2 separate regions of the Mus musculus genome follow, and region 2 is linked to region 1. A link is a loop called in an ENCODE intact Hi-C map of the cell type or tissue named here. Cell type or tissue: gastrocnemius. All regions are shown on one strand. Links, peaks and the distances in the headings refer to the core of each region. The heading gives the core; the rest is flanking DNA. Region 1 holds the start of Rlf (rearranged L-myc fusion sequence). Region 2 overlaps Rlf (rearranged L-myc fusion sequence).

Evidence for each region. Peaks named below come from ENCODE experiments on the same cell type or tissue, not always from the same donor. Only the 100,000 strongest peaks of a DNase experiment are listed, where the experiment ranks them.
Region 2: it touches region 1 in a loop (2.3-fold over the local background); 1 of 42 quality-filtered maps calls a loop at or near these places.

Annotation. Positions count from the first base shown.
Region 1 is chr4:121,209,304-121,217,781 of GRCm38, reverse strand. It overlaps Rlf (rearranged L-myc fusion sequence), which reads left to right and starts at 2,698. Exons shown (of 8, transcript NM_001346660.1): 1 at 2,698-2,947. The coding sequence starts at 2,711. In gastrocnemius, for the core only: no CTCF peak of the experiment used is centred there; DNase peaks (open chromatin) are centred at 2,101, 2,635 and 3,109; H3K4me3 peaks cover 2,500 bases; H3K27ac peaks cover 2,050 bases.
Region 2 is chr4:121,153,617-121,162,094 of GRCm38, reverse strand. Rlf (rearranged L-myc fusion sequence) reads left to right here. Exons shown (of 8, transcript NM_001346660.1): 6 at 2,767-2,903; 7 at 7,098-7,239. Among named protein-coding and RNA genes, the nearest start is that of Tmco2, 49 kb to the right of the region's middle. In gastrocnemius, for the core only: no CTCF peak of the experiment used is centred there; no DNase peak of the experiment used is centred there.

The DNA of each region.
Region 1 (8,478 bases), core at 1,952-4,451:
TGGCTACAGAGTAAGCTTGATTCCATCCTGGGCTACATGGAACTCTGTCTCAAAAAACAAAAACTAAGAAGCAACATAAACACCCCACACACACCAAGTTCTTAGTAACCCCTTTCATAGTTATATGGCATATGAGTAAGCTTTCAATCAGGTCCTCTCCCTAATTCTCTGAAATAACTGCAACTCGCACAAACACTGCATATTGGGACCAGTTTATTTCATGTCTAGCATCTTCCTGGACCCACAAGCATTTTATCTGTGATCCACTACTATAATGGGGCTAATTTCAGAGATGAGCTGGAGCTTTCTGTTTCCAATGTTTGAGTAGCTCACAAAGTCTCTTAAGCATACCCAGGCCCAAAGTCTGTTGTCTTAAAAACAAATTCCTCTAGAGGTCAGTTCTGATAAACTCCTTGGTCAAGCTAACTGTACCTTGGGAGAGTTAATTATCAAAACAGATGGGCACTGAGTCTCAGGGAGGTAAAAATAGATAATAGATAAATGGATAGATGGATGGATGGATGGATGGATGGATGGATGGACAGAAGAACAGAAAGATAGACTAGATAGATAGATAGATAGATAGACAGACAGACAATTTTTAAGAAACATCTTGACCATTCAACAGTGCCCTAGAGTCTCCCTGTATCTTATCTAGTATGCATTCTCTCCTTTCTCACTTTGTAACAACTTGAACAAGGCTTTTTCCCCCTAAGAAGCTTGATGATTGTCCTTTTATTGCTGTGATCCATTCAATATCCAAAATTGACTTGGAGAAGAAAGGGTTTGTGTGGCTTACATGTCCCAGTCCCAGGTGATCATTGAGGGATCTATTCCTGCACAAACATGACCAAGAAGCAGTTGGGGAGGAAAGGGTTTATTCAGCTTACATTTCCACATTGCTGTTCATCACTGAAAGAAGTCACGACTGGACCTCAAGCAGGTCAGGGAGCAGGAGCAGGAGCAGATGCAGATGCAGATGCAGATGCAGATGCAGATGCAGAGGCCATGGAGGGATGTTACTTACTGGCTTGCTTCCCCTGGCTTACTCAGCCTGTTCTCTTATAGAACCAAGACTACCAGCCCAGAGATGGCACCACCCATAAGGGGACCTCCCCCCTTGATCACTAATTGAGAAAATGCTTTGCAGCTGGGTCTCATGGAAGCATTTCCCCAACTGAAGCTCCTTTCTCTGTGATAGCTCCAGCCTGTGTCAAGTTGACACAAAATTAGCCAGTACAGATGCCATAGCAGTAACTCAAGCAGGAGCAGAGGCAGGAACTGTGGGGAAAACGCTTCTCACTGATTTGCTTCTATGCTCAGATGCTGTCCCTTGCTTATCCCTCCCAGTACCATCTGCCCAGGGGTAATACCACCCACAGTGGGCTGGGCCATCCCACGTCAGTCAACAAACAAAACATGTCATGGACATGCCTACAGGGATCAGTGGGATGGAGGCACCTCTCAGTTGAGGTTCCCTCCTCCCAAGTGACTCTGGTTTTGTATTAAAGTCACAAACAACTGACCAATCAGCACAATGGCTCATATTTCATGGAGGGGAAAGCAACATTTAGGTCATAACTCTCAAATCTCCCATTATCAAATTATACATTTACCTTCATCTAGACCCATTGTTTATAGAGTTCCTCCAGTTGAAGTGAGGGTATCCCTCATTTGTATACTAGACCAAACATCTTATGTTCTGGATTTTATATATATATATATATATATATGTATATATATATATATACATATATATATATATATATAATGTATGTGTATATACACACACACACACACACATATACATATACACACACACATATATACATATTTTTTTCTTGTTTTCACCACTTCATCTACTGGGCTCCAGCCACACCATTTTGCCATTCTCCCTTTTCTTCTCTGTTCTTCTTTGCATTTCTTTCTTGTCCCCTCCCACTAATACCTGGAACTCATGATCCTCCTGTCTCAGTCTCTCAAGTGCTGGATTACAGTGGCTTTGCCTTGGCTGTCCTGGAACTCGCTCTATATACCAGTCTGGCTTCTAACCCACAGAGATCCAGCCTGTCTCTGCACACCTCCAGTCGCAGCACTTGGGAGGCAGAGGCAGGTGAACTTTTAAGTTTGAGGCCAGCCTGATCTGCAATGTGAGTTACAGGACAGCTAGTCCTACACAGGGAATCCTTGTCTTGAAAACAACTTTTTAAAAGTCCCCCCCCCCCCCTTTTTAGTAGAATCGTCTCAACGCCATATATTTTGACCAATCCTTTTTCCAGCGACTAGTAATGCCATTCCCATTTTAAACCAAATTCCCTTCAGTTTGTTTTCAGGTCGGCCTAACAATCTTTATTTTCCTCCAACCGGGGATGCTTTTCTCCGAGCTTCTTTCTGGGCTGCCTTTCCCTTGCTCTTCGGTTCGCTGCTCCGCAGACATCTCTCTCATATCTCCATTGTCTCTAGGCCCTTTGCGCTCCTCGACTCTGAAGGGCCTGTAGAACCCAGGGCCGCTAGAATCTCGCCGTTGCTAGGCTGTTGCTAGGGCGGTTGCGGTGGAGACTTCTGAGAGGACCAACATTCGGCGTCCTAGTGACGGATAAAGTTGGCGCCAGCGTCGCCAGGGGGGTGCGTCACTAACACGGGCGATTGGGGGCGGGGCCAGGCGGAGTCACGTGGTTTGGTTGCCTACGCGCTGCTGGGCCGTGGGAAGATGGCGGACGGAAAGGGAGACGCCACGGCCGCCGCCGGGGCCGGGGCTGGGGCTGAGGCTCCGGCGGTGGCGGGAGCCGAAGTCGAGACTGAGTCCATGGCTCGGGGTCATCGCCCTGCATCTCCGGCGTCGGGAGCGCCGGGCCTACGACCGTGTCTCTGGCAGCTGGAGACCGAGCTGAGGGAGCAGGAGGTGTCCGAGGTCTCATCTTTGAGCTACTGCCGGAGCTTCTGCCAGGTGAGGGGTGGACTAGATGGCCGAGGGTGGAGGGGCGGGGAGGCCGGGAGAAGAGACTCGGGATCCGCCTCAACAGCCGGGGGCTTCGCGGGGAAAAACGCCACCCCCGTATCTCGCCGCGCCCCCGGGCCGGGCAGGCCCAGCTCTGCCGTAACCCGACTTCAGTCACTGCCCGGGCGGATTGCGCTGGGCGGTCCTGAGCCCAGAGAGCTCCCTGCAAGGGCTGTGCCCTGTCGCTGTTGCCTGGGTCCTGGCCGGGTGGTTGGAGCGCCACTGCCCCCCTGAGGGATCGATTGCCAGTTCCTGCAGGGAGATGCTTTTTTTTTTGAGTGGTGTGCTGATCTCCAAACTGAAAAACCTTGTTTTTCTGAACAATCAGGAGAGGTGGGCTCTGACCAGAGACTTATCTTTAAAGTCACATCTTTTGGCTTCCCTAAGATACGACGGTTGGTCTTGGATGGCGTCTGGAGCTTTCTGATTAGGGAATACTGAGCCGGTTGATTGGTTTTTGTGGGGTGTTTGTTTGTTTGTTTGTTTTTGCCACTGTGGGCGGGTGTGAAAAGATATGTTTATGCCATTCTTTGACCTGTTTTGTATTCATCTGCTGGTTGTACTACTAGGAATGGAGCCTGGTAGCTCTGTAATGGAGATTAGTCTGAGTGGAAGAGGTCGGGAGAGAGATATAGAGAATGGCCTCTTTGGCAGTCGGGTGATTGATCGTTTCTGTGCGGGTCCCAATCTGTGGGGCTACATGCTGACAGATGTGATTTTAAGTTTGGTCTCCGTGACCACGTTGCAGTTTTTTTTCTATGTTTTCGAGTGTCTTCCAAGTGTAAATGCTTGCCGTCATTGTTTCTGCATCTGGTACTTAGACTATCAGGTTTCTGCCATCCCTTTGCTCCTCATTTGGAGTACCTTAGAGAATAGAAAATAATCGAGGTATGTTGGTACGTGGACTCTTAATGAGCAATTGAGTGCTGAAAAGATTGTGGAGTTAGAAAGTTGTAGTTGGAGTAGTGAGCAATCTGCTTTGTTGGTCCTGGGCAGAATTAGTTGTCTCTGTTGAGTTCATTTGTATCCCACTCTTTGACCCAGAACTTCGTCTATTTGGAATTTTTCTCTGCTAATATTTTCTATACATTAGATCATGTCAGTTCTTGTGTGCACAATCGTCAGCATTCTCATTATTGTCTACTAATAATGATCACTCTTATTTAGGGCAGGCATGTATTCCACAGATTTTTTCCAACCCTTAGAATGGTGCCAGGAAGACTTATGGAAGTTGAAGGGCGTCTTGGGCATTATAATGGACTCCCAGGCTAGGCTTACAGTGTGATATTCCTCTCTCAAATAGACATTTCATACCACCCCCCAAAAAGAAATGACAGAATTAATTAGTGCAGTTTTGGTAGTGATGAGAAAAAAATGTCACGCAGAGGGTGTAAGGAGACTTCATGGGACAGCCTAGTGAGAATGACAGAAAAAAAATGGATGTAATGTGTGTTGAGAACTGGGAGAAGCCACTTTGGGTAGGGTAGAGCCTCAGACTTACAGGATATAATTGAATCCTAGGAGGGCCTGGAGCAAGAGTGACAGAGGTAGAGATGAGAGGGAACACAGAATGCTGTGGGACAGGAGGGAAGTAATTGCAGGGAGAGTGGAAGTAGGAAAACAACTGTGGATTTTGAACAGAGCTTTGAAGTTTACATTATCTGCCAGCAAAACATTAAAGGGTGACTGTAGCCAGTCAGATCGGATTGTCAGAATATACTGTACAGAAGTAGTGTGGGAAAATTGGACCATTAATTAGACTAGTTGAATAGTTTTCTTGGTTCCCTCTTTCCCCCCTCTGTGTATCCTTGGATGCCCAGGAACTAACTCTTTAGACCAAGCTCACCTTAAACCTCCGCCTGCCTCTGCTCTAGAGAACTGAGATTAGATATGTGTCACCGGTGCCTGACATTGGTTCCACATTGGAAAGGCAGAATACAAAATCTTTTATTGTATGACTGAATCAGAAGATGAAAAGCTGGGAGCACATAATACATAAAGATTGGTGGCTGGTAGTGCATTAAAGAAAAGGGCTGACTGTGCTCCTCCAGTGGTCACTGTTACAGATTGTTCTCAACAGGTATTCAGAAATATCATCCTAGCCTGAGTGTGGTGGGACATACTTTAATCTCAGCATTCTTGAGACAGAGGTGGGGCAAGTGGGCCTCTGAGTTTAAGGCCAGCTTGGTCTATGTGGTAAGTTCCAAGCCATCCAGGTCTATACAGTAAGACCTTATCTCAAAGAAAAGAGAAGAAATGTTATAAAAACTTAAATTGTACCTACTGTTATAACATTTCTTATATGCTGTTATCATATAAGAAATATGTCTATCTCAAGCCAGCCTTTAATCTCAGGAGGCAGACAGGGGAATCTCTGTGAGTTCCAGAACATCCTGGTCTACCTAGTGTGCGTTCAGGACAGCTAGAAATACATAGTGAGACCCTCTCTTTAAAAAAAAAAAAAAAAAAAGGAGGAGTCGGGCGTGGTGTCGCACACCTTTAATCCCAGCACTCAGGAGGCAGAGGCAGGCGGATTTCTGAGTTCGAGGCCAGCCTGGCCTACAAAGTTGAGTTCCAGGACAGCCAGGGCTATACAGAGAAACCCTATCTCGGGGGGGGGGGGGGGGGGAGAAAGAGGAAAGGAGAAAGGAAGGAAGAAAATTATACTTTTAAGTATCTAAAGTGTCTTAAAAGCCTAATGAATGTGGTGTCTCATCTGTAATTCCAACTCCAGGGAAGCAGAGACAAGAGTTCCCCTGAGGAAACTGGCTGGCCAGACCATGTGAAAATAGGAACTCTTTGTTTTGTTTTGTTTTGTTTAAGATTTATTTATTTTTATGTGCCCTTGATGTTTTTCCTGCATGTGTATATGTCTGTGCAAGCATGCCAGATCCCCTGGAACTGGAGTCATAGACATTTGTGAGCTGTCATGTAGGCTGAGAATTGAACCGAGTTCAGCTCTTCTGGAAGAGAACAGCCAGTGCTCTTAACTGCTGAGCTGCCTTTCCAGCCCAGGAATTCTGGGTACAGGGATGCTCATCAGAGACCCTGTCTTGGTTTAAGGTGAAGAGCAAACAAGGAAGATATGCCAGCCTCCAACTTCCATTTGGAGTAAGAGAACCAATTCCAAAAAGTTGTCCTTTGACCTCCACGATACCACTGTTTTTAAAAGTAACTTAAAAAAAAAAAAAGATTAATGCTGCACTTTTTGTTAATGTTGAAAAATCGTCTTGAAATTTTTTGCTATATTTAGGAAACACATTCTCAGTCTGGGTGGACAGGGTGACTCAGTGGATACAAATGCTTGCTGCTGAGCCTCATGACCTGAGACTGACTCCAGGGACCCACATGCTGTCCTCTGACCTCCACATGCACACTCTAGCGTGCTGCTCAATGGATGAATGAAAGAATTGTAAAAAACATTTTGAAAGTCTTAGAACTGTTAACTTTGTTTGTAGCACAGGTTTTGAAGACTTTTTAAAAAAGATTTGTTTATTTTATGTATATGAGTACACTGTAGCTGCACAGTTGTTGTGAGCCTTCATGTGGTTGTTGGGAATTGAATTTTTAGGACCTCTGCTCGCTCTGGTCAACCCCACTCACTCCAGTCGGCCCTGCTTTCTCCGGTCAGCCCCCCTTGCTCAGTCCCTGCTTGCTCTGGCCCAAAGATTTATTTATTATTATACATAAGTACAACGTAGCTGTTTTCAGATGCACCAGAAGAGGGTGTCAGATCTCATTATGGGTTGTTGTGAACCACCACGTGGTTGCTGGGAATTGAACTCAGGACCTTTGGAAAAGCAGTCAGTGCTCTTAACCACTGAACCATCTCGCCAGCCCTTGAAGGCTTTGTAATTGAATTTCATTTAGCATACAAGAAATTAGTTGGGAGGTGATTATACTGGAAGGATAAAAGAGTTACCAAACAAGTAATTTAATGAGTAAATATATTACATACTTTTAAATTCTAGACTTACAGTAACATTGCAGATAGCTTTTGTTTGCTTGTTTGTTTCTGTTTTGTTTTGTTTTGTTTTGTTTTTGAGATGGGGTCTGGCTGTGTAGCCTTGGCTGGCCTCAAATTGGCTACTAGACCAGGCCGTCCTGGAACTCATATGCCTGCTTCTGCTTCACAAGTGCTAGAAATAAAGGCTTGTATCACCATGTCCAGCTCAACTTCGTAGATTTTTAATAGTTAAAATAAGTACTGCACATACCTTTTTTGGGTTGGTTATTGAATAAAGGGGTTCTGAGTCAAATAGGCCATATAATAAGCTCTCTATGGGCAGGGTATACATTCCAAGACTGTCCCAGACAGGTGTATAAAATGAATCTCTTTACAAACTGTTGTTCCATGTCCTCTATTCCCCACCTCACCCCCACATTTACTCATGGGACAGGCAAGATGGCTCAGTAAAATCGATTGCTGCAAAGCTTGATAACCTAAGCTCAGTCCCTAGAACCCATAGTAAGAGAGAACAACTCCCCAAAGCAATTCTTTGACCTCCAGCAAATTCACCTTCACATGTGCCTCCTACCTCAGCTCCCACGGATATGGATGGATGGATGGATGGACGGACGGACGGACAGACGAACTGGCTTTTTTTTTTTTTTTTTTGTAAATCACAGTGACATCACAGAACAGAACATTCACAACGACCAGTATGCAGTACTGAAGGTTGTATGAATGTTGTTTCTTTCTCAAGATGTCTTAGTTTGTATCTTTCCTGTGATGATGTGAGATGACAAAGTGCCTGAGAGATGAAATAAATTGAAAGATGGCTTCTTATGGTCTGCTTACTAGCTTTAAGCTTTTGTAAAAGGATTATTTGAGCACAAGCTCTAATAATGGAACTGGCTTCTCAGTAACTAACATTGTAGCGTACCTTAGCTATTTGGGTATCTTATAGGGATATTTATGTCTCTCGTGGGACAGAGATGGATGGTCCAAGATTTCATCACACTGTTTAAATCAGTGTGTCATTTAAAAGTTAATACAGTATTATTTGGGCACTTTTCCACCTGATATTTTTGACTAACCAAAAAAGTGGAGAGGGCTGATGTTCTGACTTCATTTAAATTAGCTCGATGGACTTGGACTTGGTTTGGTTCTTTTTTTCCATTACTCAATAGCATTTTGAATGGAACTAGTTAGTATATTTATTATATTCTAAGTAAATACATTGTGAAGACTAAGATGGTCTTTAAAAAAAAAAAAAAAAAAAAAACCAACCTTGGGGTGTGTGAGTTGCCGGGGTTTAGCTTTGAAGGAAAACAGCTTACAGCCTCAGCTCCAGCTTGGTTTTTAGCTCTCAGCAGCAATCATGTCATTACTAGTCCCTGTATTCAGGTGGGTTGGTGTGTTTTCAAGTCAGGGTTTGTAGCCCTAGGAAATCCCCCTGCCTCTGCCTTCTGAGTGCTGGGATTAAAGGTGTGCGCCACCACCACCTACCTCAAGTGGGTTTTTGAAGGTGTCTGAT
Region 2 (8,478 bases), core at 3,313-5,812, 57 kb after region 1:
TGAGGAGGTCAGAAGACCATTCTCTCATTCCACCATTTGTATGTGAATGGATTTTTGAGTCTTCAAGTGCACAATCACTCTTGGCTTTTTCCTGTCTCGGGCTGCTTTTGTGCTACAGTAGTGGGGGTACTCAATAGCAGAAACGGTTTGGTTTGGATGTGAATGAGATACATATTTTCTTGCTCTTATAGTTTGAAGGCACAATAACATACTTATTTCTTCTCTTGATGGAGACAAGAAAATATAAACAGGATCTAATTTACTTACCAGTCTAACTAATTCTGTTGGGAATTGACACAGTCACTAAGTATAAGTGACAAACACAGAGCAAATACATTTAAACAGGACCCAGTGGGAATTCAGTTTGGGAGTAGAAAAGTAAACAGGAGCATAGAAATTCTAGGTGTAGCTTTAGATTGAGATTTTGTTAAACAGAAAACCATCTGATCAGATTAAAGGCACGAGCTACCACTCATGGCTTTAAAATTATAATCTTAATACTTATATTTTTTCCATATGGTCATATGGGGAATTAAGTATACTCAAGAAATACACTAAGTCTGTGAAGAATTTAAGACTTAAATATTTAAGTGTTTTACTCCTAGAGTAGAGTTCTTCTAAAATAGTTTTTTGTTTGTTTGTTTTTTCGAGACAGGGTTTCTCTGTGTAGCCCTGGCTGTCCTGGAACTCACTTTGTAGACCAGGCTGGCCTCAAACTCAGAAATTCGCCTGCCTCTGCCTCCCGAGTGCTGGGATTAAAGGCGAGCGCCACCACGTCCGGCCTAAAATAGTTTTTAAGCCAAGGCTTCATGTCTGCTAGAGGGTCAAGCTACCACAGTGCTGTAACCACAGCCCCAAACAGTTCTGAATAGGCATCTTCCTAGGGTTTGATATGAGTTCGGACTTTGTTGTTGTTGTTGTTGTTGTTTGTTTTGTTTGCTTTGGGGTTCTTTGTCTTGTTTGTTTGTTTGTTTGTTTGTTTTGAAACAAGGATTTTCTGTGTAGCCCAGGCTGGTCTTGAACTCACAGAGATCGACCTGCCTCTGCTGCCCCACCCTTACTCCCTCCAGTGCTGAGATTAAAAGCTTGCACCGTGGATTAGTGTTGATGCTTTGGTTGATAGCTCATTGGACTGGAAGGATCGCTGCAGAGGCAAACATAATAAGTTCAAGAATCCAGGGAGGTGGCTCATGCTGGTAATTCCAGTATTTGGGAAACTGAAAGATTAGAATTGCTGTGCGTTCAAGATAGCCTGGGCTATATAGTGAATTCCAGCACAGCCTGAACCACAGAGCAGACCCTATGTCAAAAATAAATAAGTTTTAAAAAGAGAGTTGTAGAAACAACTGAGGCAGTAAAGTGCTTGCTATACAAGAATGAAAACCAGAGTTTAATACCCAGAGCCCATTTTAAAAATAAAACAAAATAAGCATAGTGGCACACTCCTATAATCCAGCATTGAAAAGGGAAGAGATAGGGGACTACCTGGGGCTTGTTGGTCATGTGAGATTTAGGACAAAGTCTGAGTTGGAAGAGTTCTTGGAGCCAAGCTGAGTGTAGAGGCCTTTGGTTCTCTGTGAATTCAAGGCCAGTCTGCTCTACATAGTGAGTTCCAAGACAGCCAAAGCTACAGAGTGAAACCCTATCTCAAAAAACAAACCTGCAAGAGAAAAATTGAAGCCAGGAATGAATATGAATAGCTTTTTCAGAGGGCCAACAAGATGGCTCAGCAGGTAGAGGCACACCTGACAACCTGAGTTTAATCCTGGATCCCACCTGGTGGCAGGAGGAATCTCAGGGAGTTGTCCCATAACTTTCACTGGAGTTTCACATGCGCTTTTTAAAACGGGGGATGGGTGTGGGGGGAGATTAACTGGTTTCAGAACTCTAGGAAGTAAAGGTTTGCAATATTTGAGGGGATTATTCACATACAGGAGAAAGGAAGGAGAATGAATTGTCACCCCCTTGAGTGTCTTCAAAGTTAGGATAAGGAGTTTCATAAAAGGAAGAGAGGAAGCAGGGTGTGGTGGTGCACGCCTTTAATCCCAGCACTCGGGAGGCAGAGGCAGGCGGATTTCTGAGTTCGAGGCCAGCCTGGTCTACAGAGTGAGTTCCAGGACAGCCAGGGCTCCACAGAGAAACCCTGTCTTGAAGAGGAAAAGAGGAGACAGGATGTGGTGTCCCCAGCTACTAAGGAGCTTTATGAGTTTGAGGCCTCCTGGGGCAACTTACTAAGACCCTGTTTCAAATGGAGGAGTGGTGGGCAGTACTCTGTTACTGTCCAGGCTTCTTCCCTTTGCAGTGCAGTTAGTAAACATTTTTATTTCTACTAAAGAATGAGGGCAGGTGGATGAAGCTCAGTTGTAGAGTGATGGTTGTCATGTTAAGCCCCTCTGTTCACTACTCAGCACTGGGGGTTTTAGGAAAGAGGAGACAAGGGATGTAACTTCTGATGGAAATAGCCAGGTGATGGAAAGAATTTTACTCCTATGGTAGCAGTGTTTGTGAATACTTTAAGACTGCAGAATGTTTGTGTTTGTATTAATAAAGAACAAATAGGAGCTTCTTTACAAAATGCCCATACCTTTCTCATCTTAATAGTTTGATAAATGAAGCATCCGTGCTCTACTACTCAGATTTTACTTTTACTTAGTCAGTAAAATAGTTACCATGCCTCTCATTCTTGTCAAAGAAATTATCAAAGATAAAGTGTTACAGAAAAAGTTACCATTTTCCTTTTAACTTAGCTATCTCCTTCTTTGATAGATTGCAAAGGTGGACTGCAAGGACGTGTTAGACATCATATGTAATCTGGAATCTGAGGGTCAGGATAACACAGCATTTGTTCTTTGTACAACTTACCTTACCCAGCAGCTCCAAACGGCCAGTGTATATTGTTCTTGGTAAGTATACTTACTTTGTATATACTTTGTTTGTTACTATAGAGCTTGGGATTTAGGATCTGTGTGAGATGTAAATCTTAGCACATAAATAAAATCTTGATTACAATAAAATCATTTAAATAAAAATGCTATTAGTATAACATAGAAAAGGGATGGTAGGACGTTTCTCTTGCTGGTCCTGTGGATGGTTGTCTCTTGTCTCCCGTAGATGTCTTCTTTCTTGAAGCAGCATTAGCATTACGTCAGCATTATGGAACAGAAAGAAAGAGTATTTCCCCTTAACATTTGTTAATATCTTCTGGTTGTAACTTGCTCTAATTTAGAAACCCATTAATGAAAAAAATTAGATTACCTACGAGTCCAGCTAAAATTTGCATTACAAAAGGAAGTTCCTTTGGGTGCCTATTTGATTTGCAACCTTGGTACCATGTAGATGACATTGCATTTTTTATTTAGTTTTGTTTATGTATGCCTGTAGAATGCTTAGTTACTAAAAAAAAAAAAAAAGAAAGAAAAAAGAAAAAAGAAACAAATATATCCATAAACTCTTAATTCTAAATGTATTAGATTTATTAGATAAACTTGATAGGCAGGAAATACTTGTCAGTGAACATTTCATTAGCAATAGAAACACTGCACTGGAGCAGCTGAGAAAGGCGCCAGCTTGAGGAAAGCTTAGCTTTTTCTTTTTTGCTTTTTTTTTTTCCCCTAGAAAATCTAGTAAAGGCCTTTCATGTACTTGATTGGTCTTCCTCTAGAGCTGCTTTAGCTATCTGTATGGTTTTCTTAGAGTGGGAAGAGAGTGTGTGACTCACGAGTGCATAGGTATACCCACTAGCCATGTCATGCTTGTGGAGATTAGAAGACAATCCTGAGTAAAGGTTTTTCACTTTCCACTTCCATTTTTTTGTCTACCATTTATATAGAAGTATTTATTGATATCCTGTAAATTACCTCACCCCATCATTCATTACAGTATGAGGCAGTAGAATCAGTGATTGAGAAATGTTATGATTTCTTAGTCTCAAGTTTGAAGTTATAAAGCACAAGCCCAAAAGTTTTGCTTCTTCCTTGAGTGCATTCCTTTCACTCAAACAAAACATTTTTTTTGTTGTTGTTTTGAGCCAGTGTCTCCATATCCCAAACTGACCTTGAACACTCTGTTCTCCTGGTTCCACTAACCAAGCTTTGACCCTAGGGCTTTACACAGAGAAGAGCTGCTGTGGGCCACAGCCACATAACACAGACTAAAATGCAGGTTGTAATCTGTCACTGAATCCATGACACCGCATGTGTGTGTCCTATGAACAAAGAGACTGTGGGGTAAGGGCCCCACCCAGGTCTTAATAATCATTGTAGGCATTTTACCAGAGTGAAATAATATAAATAAAACAAATTGTTAAATAGCAGTGAGATGTTTTATCATTAAATCAAGTAAAACCTTTTTTTTTTTTCCACTAGGAATCTGGAGATTAGAAATTCTAGCTTCAGCAAGTAGATTAGAAACAAAACCTAAATTTTTCTTAGTATGGTTAAATATATTTCATTTTCAATAATAAAAACATCTGCTAGTTGTATCTAGACTTTTGAGACAGAATCTCTCAACATAGCCCTGGCTGTTCTCCAGCTCACTGGGTAGTCCAGGCTGGCCTCAAATTCACAGAGATCCGGATCTGCCTCTGTCTCTGCCATGTAGTTAATAAAATCGTATATAGAACATTATCTTCTTGTTCTTTGCTGCTACATATGCTGGGCTAGCTGGCCTAGGAACTTCTAGAAATTCTCTCTCTTCCTGGCATCTTGGAACAGGCACAGAACTACAGATTCTATACTTCTGCATCCGGCTTTACATGAGTTCAGAGAATTCAAGTCAGGCCCTCATCTTTGTATGACTGAAGAGTCTTTAAGTATTTTCAGAAACACACCCACGCATTTATTGTACTTTTATTTCTTGTTTGTTTTCCTCCTTTGGTTATTTGGGATAGGATCTTAATCTGTAGCCCAAGCTGGTCCTAAATATAAGGTACTGCCTCTGTGCAGACATGAGGCATCCCACCCACACCCAGCTTCAGACCTTTCCTCCTATTTGTGTGTATTTCATGAGTACTTGTGCTTAGAGAGCAGAGGTCAATTGTCTTCCACCTGTTTTCCCTGCTTCCTCTCAGCAAACCCAGAATTTTCCAATTAGGCTGACTGAGCTGGCCAACAAACATGGGGATCCTCTGTTTCCAGGATACCAGTACTGGGACTCTAGTGTTCCCCACACCCAGCCTTTCACATGTGTGCTGGGGATCCAAACCCAAGTCCTCATTCTTGTACAGCAAGGCCTTTACACACGAAGCCATCTCCCCAGACTCCTCCCACAAGTTTTTAGTGTTCTTGACACAACTTTTCTTTTACAGTGGTCTTTTTCTTCCCCTTTTCTTTTTACTCAGCCACGATTCACCGGAACCTGTAGCTGTCTCTAGGATTAATGCTGTTCCCTGGAAGTGGGAAGGGATTAATGGGGATTTATTTTTCCTCTTGGAAAAAAAAAAAAAAAACAAACAAAGAAAGAAAATCTTAGTCACTTTACACTTTGTTAAAAAGCTTCTTCTTTCAAAACGAAATAGAATCTAATTTTAAAAAGAAAACAACAAAAACCCTTTCTTCCTTTTGTGGGGTGGGTCTAGATATTGCAGTCAGAAATAATCACCACACATAACAATAAATTTAAGAAAGGTTTAATTGCAGAACTACTGTTCAAGTAAGACTAATTTGTTATGCTGGGCACTTTTGTGTGTTTAAGATAGAGGGAATCCATGGCTCTTGTTTAGGAAAGTATTTCAAGACTGGAGTTGCAGCTCATGCTTGTCATGAGGATTTAGGAATCTGAGGGAAAGGGGGCGCCATGAACTTGAGGCTGCCCTGCCTACAGAGTATGAACCCATTGCTAGCAAAGTTTAAGTGACATTTTTGTTGTGGGGTGCCCTCAAAGTCCACAAGAGGGCATCAGATTCTTGGTGGTTAGAGTTACAAGCAGCTATGAGCCTCCTGGTTTGGGTACTGGCATCCAAATTTGGGTCCTCTACAAGAGCAGGAAATATTTTTAATGGCTGAGCCATCTTTTCAAACCAGTGAGCAAGCGTCCCTATGTGGGTATGTCTGTGTATCTGTATTCATGTGTGCTCACATGTGTGCACATGCATCCCGAGACCAGTAGAGGATGTAAGGTTCCCCTGAAGCTGGAGTTACAAACCATTTGTTGTTCATTTCTAGATATGGATGCTAGAAACCAAATTCTGTGCCTCTACAAAAGTAACAAGAGCTCTTGATTATTTGACTATCTCTCCGGCACTAATGAAATTTTTTATTTAGGGTTTTTTGTGGTTTTGAGACTGGATCTTGCTCTTCATTCCAGCTGGCTTCTTACCTATCGAATAGCCCATCCTGGTCTTGAACAGATAACAATACTCCTAACCCAGCCTTTAAAATACCAAGATTACACATCTGCTACCATGTCTGGCTTTAGAAAGTAAATTTAAGATAATTTACATTGCATAGTCTTTAATCTTCAGAATTATATGTAATTGGCTTTATTTAGTAGATTTCACATACACACACAGGAACTCGGGGGAGGGGGTGCACATACTAAGCAAGTATTATACCTCTAAACTATGTTCCCAGCTTTCACATACATATTTCTTTTGAAAGATACTCTTTATTCATTCATTCAATCATTTGAGAGCAATGTCTATCTACATAGCCCTGGCTGTCTTGGAAGTCACTTTGTAGACCATTTTACTTAAACATTCAGTGACATGGGCTTAGTGGGGCCATCAGGTTGACAGGCTGCACAGATTTCCTTGGTTCTTGCCCATCTCATTAGAAGAGGGTTTAATTCACTCAATATAAGCAGACTAATCCAAAAGTTAAACCTTTTAGAACACGGGGGAATCTACGAAAGAAGCTTAATGGCATCATAAAGGAAGTAGTTGGTTTTTAGCTTTACACAGACAAGGAGAGGAATCAGAACTTCCAGGATGGATGGTGTTGCCCATTTTAGGGGAGTAATGGAGAATATAGACAACTTTTCATTTGGTTTCTGTTGCATGTATTGCCAGCTTACTTTCATTGACACAAAAAAAAAAAAAGTGGTCAAATGGGACAGCAAACACAAGTTTAAATATTTAATACAGCCATTTTTCTTTACAGGGAGCTGACTCTCTTTTGGAGTAAACTGCAAAGAAGAATTGACCCATCTTTGGAGACATTTTTGGAGCGTTGTCGGCAGTTTGGTGTCATAGCTAAAACACAACAGCATTTATTTTGCCTGATTAGAGTCATACAGACTGAAGTGAGTAGTTTATGCTTTCCGTATTGATCGTGGCAACTTCTCAGAGAATTCTTGTTGGATAAAGAGAATCTAAAATTATGGAGTTGGCCCTGCCTCGCTGATGTGCACACTGGCCTCTCAGGAGCCACAGGTTGGGTCTGGTGTGGGGGGTTTGAGACACTGTCTCACGTAGTCCAGGGTGCAATCCAATGCCGGGTCCTCCTGCCTCCTCCTCGGTACTGGTTACCATGTTTGTACTACCATGCCTGGCTTTTTGGTTTTAAAACTAACTTTGAGCTGACTCCCTCTCCCTGTCTCACTGTCATTCTAGAATGAGAAATGGGGATCATGGGACTTGCCATGTGGGTGCTGGAAATGAAACCCAGGCCATCTGAGAAGCTGAGCAGTGTGTGCTCTTAACCACTGTGTCGCCCATCTCTCCAGTTAGATTCATCACGTCTCTTTAAAAACAAAACAAAAAACATTTATTTCTCTGTGTGTGAGTACACACCACATCTTATGTAAAGATGAAAGTAATTGTTTTCCCTTTCCTATGTGGCTCCTAGGGAATGTATTCTTACCCACTGAGCCCATCATCTTACTGGTCCTGTCTAGACTTAAGTTTAAAGAGCCAGTCTGGGTAGTATAGTTAGTGTAAGGTCAACTGATTGGAGACCATTATTTTCGAAGTCCCTTTTGATATCACATGTATAACATAATTGTATAATTATGTATTTAAGTATTCATACTTGAGGAAGAGATTTTTCTAAAGCTGAATGCCAATCAACAAGAGTTCTCTCTCTTTTTTTTAAGCGGGGCTTAGAAAAATAATACTAGTTTACAATTATGGGGGTTTTGCACCATATTTGCATCACATGCACGCCTTGTGCCAGAACTGGGTGTTGGATCCTCTAGAACTGGAATTTTCAGATGATTCAGAGCCACCATGTGGATGCTGGGAATCAAAGCCAATCCTCAAAGAGCAGCCAGTGCTCTTAACCATTGAGCCATCTCTTCGGCCCTATTTAAGTGGGTTTGGTTGGGTTTTTTGTATGTGTTTGTTTGTTTTATTTTGTTTTAAGACAAGATCTTGCTATACAGTCCATGCTAGCTTCAGTTTTGCTGTTTGGCTTTCCTAAAACAGAAATTATATACATGAGCCACCAGTGATAGATACTTAGGGTTAATTTGGAATCTACAGATTTTTAAGAACACAAAATAATGGGGAAGCTGCTAGATATTAGAGAAAGGTTTTTGTTG